Regions from separate parts of the Homo sapiens genome. Here region 1 is linked to region 2. The links are chromatin loops, found by intact Hi-C in ENCODE. Cell type or tissue: heart right ventricle. All regions are shown on one strand. Each heading gives the region's core, and the rest is flanking DNA. Links, peaks and the distances in the headings are about the cores only. Region 1 overlaps SETBP1 (SET binding protein 1). Region 2 overlaps SETBP1 (SET binding protein 1).

What was found. Peaks named below come from ENCODE experiments on the same cell type or tissue, not always from the same donor. Only the 100,000 strongest peaks of a DNase experiment are listed, where the experiment ranks them.
Region 1: it touches region 2 in a loop (4-fold over the local background); 1 of 110 quality-filtered maps calls a loop at or near these places.

Annotation. Positions count from the first base shown.
Region 1 is chr18:44,922,965-44,928,352 of GRCh38, forward strand. The region is part of intron 3 of SETBP1 (SET binding protein 1); the gene reads left to right. Among named protein-coding and RNA genes, the nearest start is that of MIR4319, 45 kb to the right of the region's middle. In heart right ventricle, for the core only: no CTCF peak of the experiment used is centred there; no DNase peak of the experiment used is centred there; H3K27ac peaks cover 1,510 bases.
Region 2 is chr18:44,982,115-44,987,502 of GRCh38, forward strand. The region is part of intron 4 of SETBP1 (SET binding protein 1); the gene reads left to right. Among named protein-coding and RNA genes, the nearest start is that of MIR4319, 15 kb to the left of the region's middle. In heart right ventricle, for the core only: no CTCF peak of the experiment used is centred there; no DNase peak of the experiment used is centred there.

The DNA.
Region 1 (5,388 bases), core at 82-5,081, 59 kb before region 2:
TCAGAGATTCCACAGGTTGGTTCTCAAACCATGGATTAACCTAGCCTTGAAAAGAGCCGCTTGGCTAATTGCATCTGCCAGCTGCCATGTTGGTTACTACGTTGCAAAGAAGGATGGTGTCATGATATTACAGATCTCTAGAATAGCAGTACTGACAGCTTCAGGGATCACCTCATCTGACCATATGGTTTTATATTTGAGGAAACATAGAGAGATGAAGTGACTCACTGAGGGTCAAAAAAATATGACCTTCTGGGCATTTGAAGAACATGGAACTTCCCTTGCATAAAAGGTGTGAGTTTCATTCAGCTCAATTCCATTTGTGTAACTTTAACTCCTTTCCTCCTGAGCAACATGACTGAGTATTCCATAGGCAGGGGACAGAATTTCCATTTAACTAATGAACAAACTGAAGTCAGGGAGTTTAGACATGTCCAGAATCACCCAGAGATCTAACATTGTATTGCCTGGATAAGCAGGCAAGTCTCCTGATGTTGTTGAGTCTTTGTAGAGCATTGATTCACAAGCATTTGGCCATTTACTTGGGAAAAATTTGTCCTATGCCAGCCATGTTCTTTAAATTAATTATCTCCATGGCCAAGAGTATGCATTTATGAGCCAGCTGAAAAGTCAGGGTTATTCCATTTGGGGGAAAAATTAAGTAGAATTAAGCAGTTAATACACCACTGAGCATGGAAGCTTCAGCATTGAACATTAAACAGTTATCTTGATACACTTTGCTTCTCTTCCATCTATGGACATGATTGATTACTTAACCTCCCCTTATGACTGGTCAAAGCTTTGAGAATTGGTTGTTATGGAAAATGAGCTATGCAGTACATTGAAACCCACAACTTTCATAATATTCCTCCTGACAGTGCCCTAATGCTACCTGGAGGAGTGTGTGCAGTCTAGAAGACACAAGATAGCAGATGCCCATGAGAAAATGAGCCAGCATGGTGGTTGCTTAAGGGTAAAGAGAATGAGGTGTTGAGGTGCATTTGCAGAAGTCCCATGGCTGCCAGGGAGACCCACACTCCAGTCCGTTTTTTTTTCCTTCTCTTGCCAAATTTTCTGCTTTTCAGAAAAATCCCTACAGTCATCTTTTTATTTGGCTGTAGACAGACACAAACAGGAAAACATCAAGATGGCCCAGTTGTAGATGTGGGACCCTTGAGACTGTGGCTTCCGTTCAGCTTGCACTAAGAGGGCAACTGCCATCTAGTTAATAAATGATGCCAGGTTGGGGGTTAGGCACTTTTGTGATTCTAGTTCCCCAGGCTCCTGTCACTCTGTCCTTCCCTCTGATAAACAGGCTCTGGGATCAGTGAGTCAGATGTCATCCACAGCCTAGGGCTTGGTGTAGAGTCAGTGCAGGGGAGCTCTAGAAGAAATGGCTAGAGAGGGAAAATGACCTGTACTGTATTTAGAGCTTTGAAGAGTGAAGTTTTTACTCCATCTTTAATCCAAAATTAAGAATAGTTGCATTTTAGTATTTATAATGGTACAGCTGAGTAGAACTGTGTATACCCTTTATCATATTAGCCACTTTATTATTTATTATATTAATGGGGAAACTGAGGTTCAGAGGAACAGTGAATGCACTAGAAACCAGGTTTGTTAATATGCTTTTCCTACCATGCCCCCTGTGCTTTGAGTTGCCTTTGCATTCTAGGAGTCAAATTTGCTAATATGGCAGAGGATGGGTTTATTCAGAAGAAATCTAGAAATACACCATAGACCCTAGGGTTGTTTCCATGCCAACTCACCTGATTATTTAGTAACAAATAGACTCCCAAACCAAAGTACATTGCTCATCCCCCACCCTCAACCTTGGGGATAACTGATTAAGCTAGATACCCCATTAGCAAATCACCTCCTATGTGGCATCAAATGTGTTCCCAGATGGTTCAGAAGAGCATAGTCACTTTTCAAGATCAGGGAGAGCAGAGCAGGACGGCAGTTCAGGATAGGCGTGTCCAGCTTAGGCAGCCTCTCTCCATGTTCCAACCATGCTCTTTTTCCTTCTTGATCCTGTGTGAGTTTTTTTTTTTTTTTTTTTTTTTTTTTTCACGAGAATGAGCTAAATTTTCCAGGGCTCGTTTAATGGCTGGGAAAGTTGCTACAGTTCTGCCTGGATTTTTTTTTTTTTTTAAACCACAGCGCTCAAGCTGTTGGGTACATACCCATGAGGCAGTAACCATAAAGCTAAGAGACAACTAAATCTTAGTTCCATCTCCAAAAATGTATGTTTTTTTTTCACCCTGAAAATTCACACATAATAAAATACTTAAGAACCTCCTTTCATTTCCCCGTATAAATACAGGGCTGCAAGGGAAGGAGATTGGATCCAAGAAGAGAGGACAGGCTGTAGCCTGCACCAGAGCTGGGACCCACTCAACTCACAGACTCACTGCAGAAAAACCAGGCTGGATAGTCAGGCTACTTTTATGATGGGAGAAATGACTATTTTTATAGCACACTAAATAAAACCTGCTTTTGGAGCTAGAAGTTTACTGCCAGAATGGGGAGGGCTGTTGTTTTTGTTTTCTGTTCTCCTTCCTTTCTCCCAAACCCTCCTTTTCAGCTGAGACAGGAAAGGAAGGTAGTGAGTTTTCAGGAGTCCTTAGAAAGTCTGTAGAAATAATATGATTTTAAAGATTATACTAAACATTATCCTAATTTATCCCAGCATCTCATGCTGATTTTACAGGGAGTACATTCAGCATTCTTGCCTTTCCCAAATCATTAGAAGAGTTCTCTCAACCAAGCAATAACAAACAACAGCAATAACCTCCATTTATATAGTTTTTTTTGGTTTCCAAAATGTTTTCACATCCATTAGGACTTCAGGGCAACCTGGAGAAGCCGGGTGATCAATTCTTTATTATAGAAAGAAGGAGTGATACCCAGAGAGGTTAGGTTACTTGCCCAAGGTCATGCCACTAATTAAGAGGTGAGTGAAAAGTAAAAAGCAGATACATTAAATAAAGAGCAAATAAAATTAAGACCCTCAGCTGGGAAGGGGGAAGTTGTTGGGGACATTACAGTGAGGGTAAGGCAAGGCTGAGGCATGATTCTGAATGTAGATATTACATTTTATTTATTTTTATTTGTGTTTGAGAGGGGGGTCTCACTCTGTCACCCAGGCCAGAATGCAGTGGCATTGTCATAGCTCACTGCAGCCTTGAACTCTGGGTTCAAGTGATCGCCCCACCTTGGCTTCCAAAAGTGCTGAGATTACAGGTGTGAGCCACTGTTCCTGGCCGAAGTGTCGATATTATGGAAGGTGGTTTCTGTTGACCTGCAGCTGCAACATGCCTTTGTCTTAAAAGCCTTATGCCTGGTGCATAATTATCAAAGGCTGGGAGAAAAAAGGCCTAATACATCTAAAGCTTCCATAAGGCCACAGAAGAAAGCTTTTCCCTGCATGATTTTGTCTGATGGTTAGTGCTGCATCATCAGGAAGTGCCGCAGAAAGATGTTTCCCTGACTGGGGATGCAGTGTCCTCGTGGCATGACACAGTGGTCCCTCAGGGGCCCTCCCAGCTTCCTCGTGCCCCATCTCTTCTTGGATTCAGGGAATTTCTGAATGCCATTCCCAGAAGTGCCTATCCCAAAACATGGTTAAGCTAGTGGATCAAGGAAAGAGGTCCTCAGAGCAACTGCCAATAGGGCAGTGATTAGAAGGGCAGGTGTCTGAGAAGGGGCCTGCTTAAGAAGCAACCAAAATCATCCACACCAAGCTGTCTAACCAGAAATGCTCAAGGAACTGATTTAAAAACAAACAAACAAACAAACAACAACAACAACAACAACAACAAAAAGAAATTCTGCAGGAGATAGTCAAGCCATCAAGCTAAGCAAAAGCTTCAGGTTCAGGTCAGTCTTTCCTTGGAGGTCGGTTCAAGAATCCAGAGCTATTGGGAGAGGTTCTATAGGTAAGAAAGATTCAGCAAAGTGTATGGGCTTGCCGGGTGCCCAGAGGCTTTATGAGGGTGCTTTTCACATGTCTCCTGATGGAAGGGCTACTGTCAGGGAAAGTAGGAGGGGTAGCTTGAGATTGGAGACAGGAGACTGTGGCTCAAGTTCTGGCCCTGATTATCCATTTGAGTTTAAGCAATCCATTAGTCTTTTAAGACTTGATCTCTTCATCTGTAAAATAGGGTCTCCAACGTCCTTCACAACTAAGATTTCATATATTTACAAAAGCACCATGTCTCGTCTATAGTGCCACCGAATGTATATGTTTGTTTAATGAATGATTCTCTGATGAAGAGAGTCAGATGCCTCAGGCTATGACCTAATGTAGCTCTGCAGCCTACATTCAACCTTCACTGTCACCATTCCATGACAGCAACTGCCCACAGACAGGCGCCAGTGCTCATCATTGAAAATATGTGATTCATCTTGTCCCCATGACTCTATAGCATGTCAGCACCCTCACCCCAAAGCACTGCTTCAAGAAATATACAATGTCTAGCTTTTTATATTTTGATAGAGGAAAAGACAAAACTCTCTAAGAAAAGGGGATAAGGTGTGTCCATTTCACAACTCCTGGATAACTGATGAACAATCTTAAGGTATCTATACTCCAGGAAGGCAGAGAAGATTGAGGCTGAGCTATTTGGCCCGAAATAACTGCAGAATCACAGCCAGTGAGTGTGCCCAATCAAAATGTGGCAGTAACCAGAGCCAGGTCTGGGCTGGCCTCCTCTTCAAAGCAGTTATTGTCACTGTGGTTATCAGTGACCTCTCCCAGACCTGGCATCACCGATCAGGAGTTTGAACTAGAACTGTTGCCAAAAGGGATGTGGGGATGACTAGGGTTAAATGGTGCAGCATGCTGTACCCCTGTTAGTGGGTAACTGCATTTATGATGGGTGTCAATACTAGTAATTAATTTTTAAAAGGAGACTAGTAATACCTGACATTTGTTGAACACTTCCAATGTGTTCTGTGATGACATTATATATATAATTATACTTTAAGTTCTAGGGTACATATGCACAATGTGCAGCTTTGTTACATATGTATACATGTGCCATGTTGGTGTGCTGCATCCATTAACTCGTCATTTACATTAGGTATATCTCCTAGTGCTATCCCTCACGCCTCACCCCACCCCACGACAGGCCCTGGTGTGTGATGTTCGCACCCTGTGTCCAAGTGTTCTCATTGTTCAATTCCCACCTATGGGGGAGAACATGCGGTGTTTGGTTTTCTGTCCTTGTGATAGTTTGCTCAGAATGATGGTTTCCAGCTTCATCCATGTCCCTACAAAGGACATGAACTCATTCTTTTTTATGGCTGTATAGTATTCCATGGTGTATATGTGCCACATTTTCTTAATCCAGTCTATCATTGATGGACATTTGGGTTGGTTCC
Region 2 (5,388 bases), core at 242-5,241:
AGTTGCTGTAGAGTAAGTCACCATTTGTGGTTTCACAGCTCTGGAATAAATGACACTTCCAATAACATTATCCTATACAGGTGTAAAATATACAAATTGGGTGAGGAAAATGGTAGCATCATTGAAATGCGCACAAGCAAAAAGCCTGGGAAGCAAGCATATGGCAGAGTGCCGGGCTGGGGAGGCAGGGGCCGCCGGCTGGAAGATCCACACACCTTGGCTTCCTGGAGCAGTCGCCTCAGGGGGCCAGAGCCAGAGCTCCATGCTTCCACATCTAATTTGGATGATTCTGTGATTATTATATCATTTAGGGTATTCCCTGCCTAAACTCTTTTTAAATTTATGGCTCTGGTTCGACTTGCATTTTTTTCCCTCCTCTTCTGAGTTTGTCATGAGTTGTTGAAAAGCATATTCAATCAAGCAAGAGCATAGCTTTTTGAGTTTATCCATACAAGTAAAATAACAGATTTAGTGAGTGATAAGCGAAGTAGTCATCAACATAGATAAATATAGAGACTGAAAGCTCTATCATTTATGTATTTCTTCTGCAGCAGAATATATGATGCTTCCTCTTATTTTATTTCTGTTCCCAGTGGGTCATATAATTTCTGCTGGTTTATGAAGGCTAATCTTAAAACCCTTTTTGACTTCTACATTTAAAGGCTTGGAAGTGAGTATGACATCATGGGGGACACTCCAAGCTTTAGTGAGGAGTCATGGGTTTCAGTACTAGTTTGCTCTGCTAAACCCAGTCCCTGGCCTGAGGGCAGCCGTGTTTCTATGCTGATTTTATAGATGGTGACACCAAGGCCTAGAACAATTAAGGGACTTTACAAGGTCATGGGATGCTTAACTTCAGCCCTGACTATAACTGCAATTATGGTATGTGGGCCCCCTGAGAAGTCACCGAAAACCCCTGTCTAATATTTCCTGTGGACCCTCAACCTCCAGACCACCAGGCCTTGTAGGTAACTTATTCAGTGGAAGCCAGGCCAATTGAGTAAATCATGATTATGAACATTGAAAAATGAGAGGAGAGAGAACATGAACAGAAGCATTTTAGTTTATAGAATCATAGAGTTGGAGGCATTTCTTCAAGCAGACAGATTTTGTGCGTATCAAAACGTGATTGGGGAAAAACAGGTACACGTAGCCTCCTTCAGATGCATTTTCTGTTATGGTCAAGTTCATTCCAATAATAATTAATTTGAGGGCTTGTGAAATGTTAGGTGCTATTCTAAGTGTTTCGTATGCATAACTTTATTTTTCCACCAACCAGCTCTAAGAACTAGGGACACTCTTACCCCCATTATACAAATCAGGGACATGAGGCATGGAGTGAAGAAGTAGATTTCCAAGGTCATAGAGCCCACATGGAGTAGAGCCAAGATTTGCCCCAAGCCCAATTCCAGAGCCCATACTCCTAACCACTGTCCCATTGCCCTTCTTGTAGGAGCAGATTTTCAAGTCTCATTTTCAGTCCCTCCTGCTGCAGCAGCAGGCCTTATTTTTCTTGCTGAGTAACACCAGAAATGGTAATCAGCTCATGCCAGCTGAGTGCTTTCTTCTAGGCTTGGCAACAGCCATGAGCCCATCACCTGGTTAAATAACCCCCTGCTTGCCACTCCATTCCTTTGGTCTGTGATGGTATGGAACTTTGGGAAGAACCCAGAGACTAAATATCTGTTTGCTGTCTGTCATTGAACAAGTGACTCACCTTTTCTCAACTTCAATTTTGCATTTGTCAAAAGATTGTTGTTCCTGACCTGGCCATCTTAGAAAAGGTACAGAATCAAAATACCATATAGGCCAGGTGCAGTGGCTCATGCCTGTAATCCCAGCACTTTGGGAGGCTGAGGCAGGTGGATCACAGGTCAGGAGTTCGAGACCACCCCGGCTAACATGGTGAAACCCCGTCTCTACTAAAAATACAAAAATTAGCCGGGCGTGGTTGCATGAGCCTGTAATCCCAGCTAGTCAGGAGGCTGAGGCAGGAGAATTGCTTGCACCTGGGAGGCAGAGGTTGCAGTGAGCTGAGGTTGCACTCTAGCCTGGGAGACAGAGCAAGACTCCGTCTTGGGAAAAACAAAAACAAAAACCATGTATCAGTGGTCCTCAACTTTTTTAGTGCTAGGGACTGGTTTTGTGGAAGACAATTTCTTCACAGACAGGCAGGGCAGGGGAGTGGGGTGCGGAGAAGGGAGGATAATTTCAGGAAGAAACTGTTCCACCTCAGATCATCAGACATTAGATTCTGATTAGGAATATGCAAGCTAGATCCCTCACATGGGCAGTTCACAATAGGGTTCAGGCTCCTATGAGAATCTAATGCTGCTGTTGATCTGACAGGAGGCGGAGCTCAGGCGGTAATGCTCACTCCTCCTGCACCTGCCGCTTAACTCTTGCTGTCCAGCCCAGGTCCTAACAGCATACCAGTCCATGGCCTTGGGTTTGGGGACCCCTGCCATATATGCTATAACTACAGAATGATGTACAATGATGAAGTGATGTTGGCATTATTATTATATGTCATCAGGATGTGGTGTGGATTAAATGAGGTCACACCTCTAAAGCATTTTTCTGTCATGTTGCCTGACATGTAAGAGGCACTATGAGTTGGTTGGTTATCATGTTACTAATTATTATCATTGCTAATGTACCTTGCAGTGATTTAAAGTTTACATGCTTAATTTGCAGAGAAGGCACGAATTTTAAGTTTACATAATTCAAAGTTTACATGCTTAGGCCGGACGCAGTGGTTCACATCTGTAATCTCAGCACTTTGGGAGGCCAAGGCGGGCAGATCACCTGAGGTCAGGAGTTCGAGACCAGCCCGGCCAACATGGTGAAACCCTATCTCCACTAAAAATACAAAAACTAGCCAGTCGTGGTGGCGTGCGCCTATAATCCCAGCTACTCGGGAGGCTGAAGCAGGAGAATCACTTGAACCCAGGAGGCGGAGGTTGCAGTGAGCGGAGATCATGCCATTGCACTCCAGACTGGGCGACAGAGACTGTCGCCTTTTGAACATAAAATGTTTAAACACTGAATGAGGTGTAAGAGATCTGTCTACATGTGCTTTCAGGTTACAAATGTGGGTAGGGGTTCTGAGATGCTAAAATTGACAAGAAAGTCTTAAAAAAAAAAGTTTACTTGCTTAATTTGCCAGAAATGGGCAGTGCCTCAGAGCTAAGCAGTAGGTACTATTGTTTCCATTTTCAGATAACTTGTAACTTGTTCAGAGTCTAGTTTTGTTCAGATTTTATTTCTCTGGAGCTATGCTATTCCTCTGTCTCTGTCTTAAGTGGCCCAGACAACTGTACATGTGATAATATAATAGTAATAATAATTCTGGCTTGGGCTTAATACACTTATTAATGTTGAAGTATTTTAAGCTGTGGAATCAACCAAGGAGCACAGTCTTATTTATTTCATATGAATCTCACGCAAGGGCACAGTTACTTGAGTAATGATTCTTTTTCTTCTTTTAAATGTTCTTAACTTAAATCTACAGTACAACTGTTTAGTTTTTACAGTGTCTAGGTACCAGTCTATCAATTTGTCAGTAATCACTCTGTAATCCACCATTTAGTATCTGCAGGATTACTTGTAATCTGCTTTTAGGGCTATGAATTCTCCATTGTTCATTTTCACTGTTCAACCTTTAGCCAGCTACATTGCCAAAAGTACCATGATTTCCTCACAGATTTACAATGAAGGGCACAGAGATCCTGCAGGGGAAGCTAATGTAAGACTTTTTGATTTAGAAACAATATTTGGAGCCAAGAACCAGAGTACTCAATACTCCACTAGAGTCTTGTTCCCAGAGGGAAAGAGCAACCAATTTATAGATTTTTAGTTTTAAAGTGAGTTAGAAAAATATACATTATGGCAGAGAGTAGCTAAGGAACAACTACAAAATGATGTTGCTTCTTCTGGTGTGCGTAACCAGACCTCTCCATCCCAGTGCGAACATCATGGTGTACTTAGTCAAACCTCGATAGGATAGCCTGCTACACACCTAAGCTATATGGTGTAGCCTTTTGCTCCTAGGATACAAACCTGCCCAGCATGTTAGAGTACTGAATACTGTAGATAACTGTAACACAATGGTAAGCATTTGAGTATCTAAACATAGAAAAGGTACAGCAAAAATACGGTGTCAAGGATAAATAATGGTATGCCTCTCTAGCGCACTTATTGTGAACGGAGATTATAGGACTGGAAGTTGCTCTGAGTGAGTCAGTGAGTGAGTGGTGAGTGATTGTGAAGGCCTAGGACATTACCATATACTATTATAGATTTTATAAATGCTCTACACTAAATGTATAAAAAAATTTCTTTCTTCATTAATAAATGAAATGTGGCTTACTGTGACTTTTTACTTTATAAGGTTAAGTTGTTTTTAACTTTTTCACTTTTGTAATACTTATATTAAAACACATTCTACAGTTGTGCAAAATATTTCTTATATTCTTATTCTATAAGCCTTTTCTTATTTTGATTTTTTTTTTTTTTACTTTTAAACTTTTTGGTTAAAAACTGAGGCACAAACAGATACATTCACCTAGGCCTACATAGCATCAAGATCATAAATATCACCAACTTCCACCTCCATAGCTTGTCCCACTGGAAGGTCTTCAGGGGCAATAACACGTATGGTACTGTCATCTCCTATAATAACAATGCCTTGCTTATTCTGGAATGCCTCCTAAAGGACCTGCCTGAGGCTGTTAACTTTTTTTTATAAGTAGAAGGAGTGTACTCTAAAATAACAATAGTTAGTATAGTATAGTATAGTATAGTATAGTATAGTATAGTATAGTATTGTATTGTATTGTATTGTAACTAAAACCAGTAACATAGTCGTTTATTATCATTATTAAGTATTATGTACCGTACCTAGTCCTATGTGCTAACTTACACATGACTAGCAGTGCAACAAATCTGTTTATACCACCATCACCACAAACACTTGCATAAAGCATTGTGTAATAGCCTCTATGATATTGTAGTGGCTTACAACATCACCAGGCATTTTAGGAGTTTTTCAGTTTCACTACAATTTTATGGGACCACTAACATATATGTGGTCCGTCACTGACCAAAACAATGTTATGCCATGTATGACTGTATTTAAAGCTCCTTCTCCAGAAGAGCCCCCAGAGTTTTCCTGCTGACCACTCTCTAGTCACACATGTTTGAGACAGACAGCAATAAGATAGCATAAAACACAGAGACTCATGAAGTCAGTGGTACGCAAACCCCCAATTAGGATTATTGCCTGTCCATCAATAACAATCACTAGACAATGCAGATTCTGGTTCAGCTGCCTCTGCTCAAAATGCTTTGGAGCTCTCTTGGAAATTCTTTCAAGCCCTGCCACAT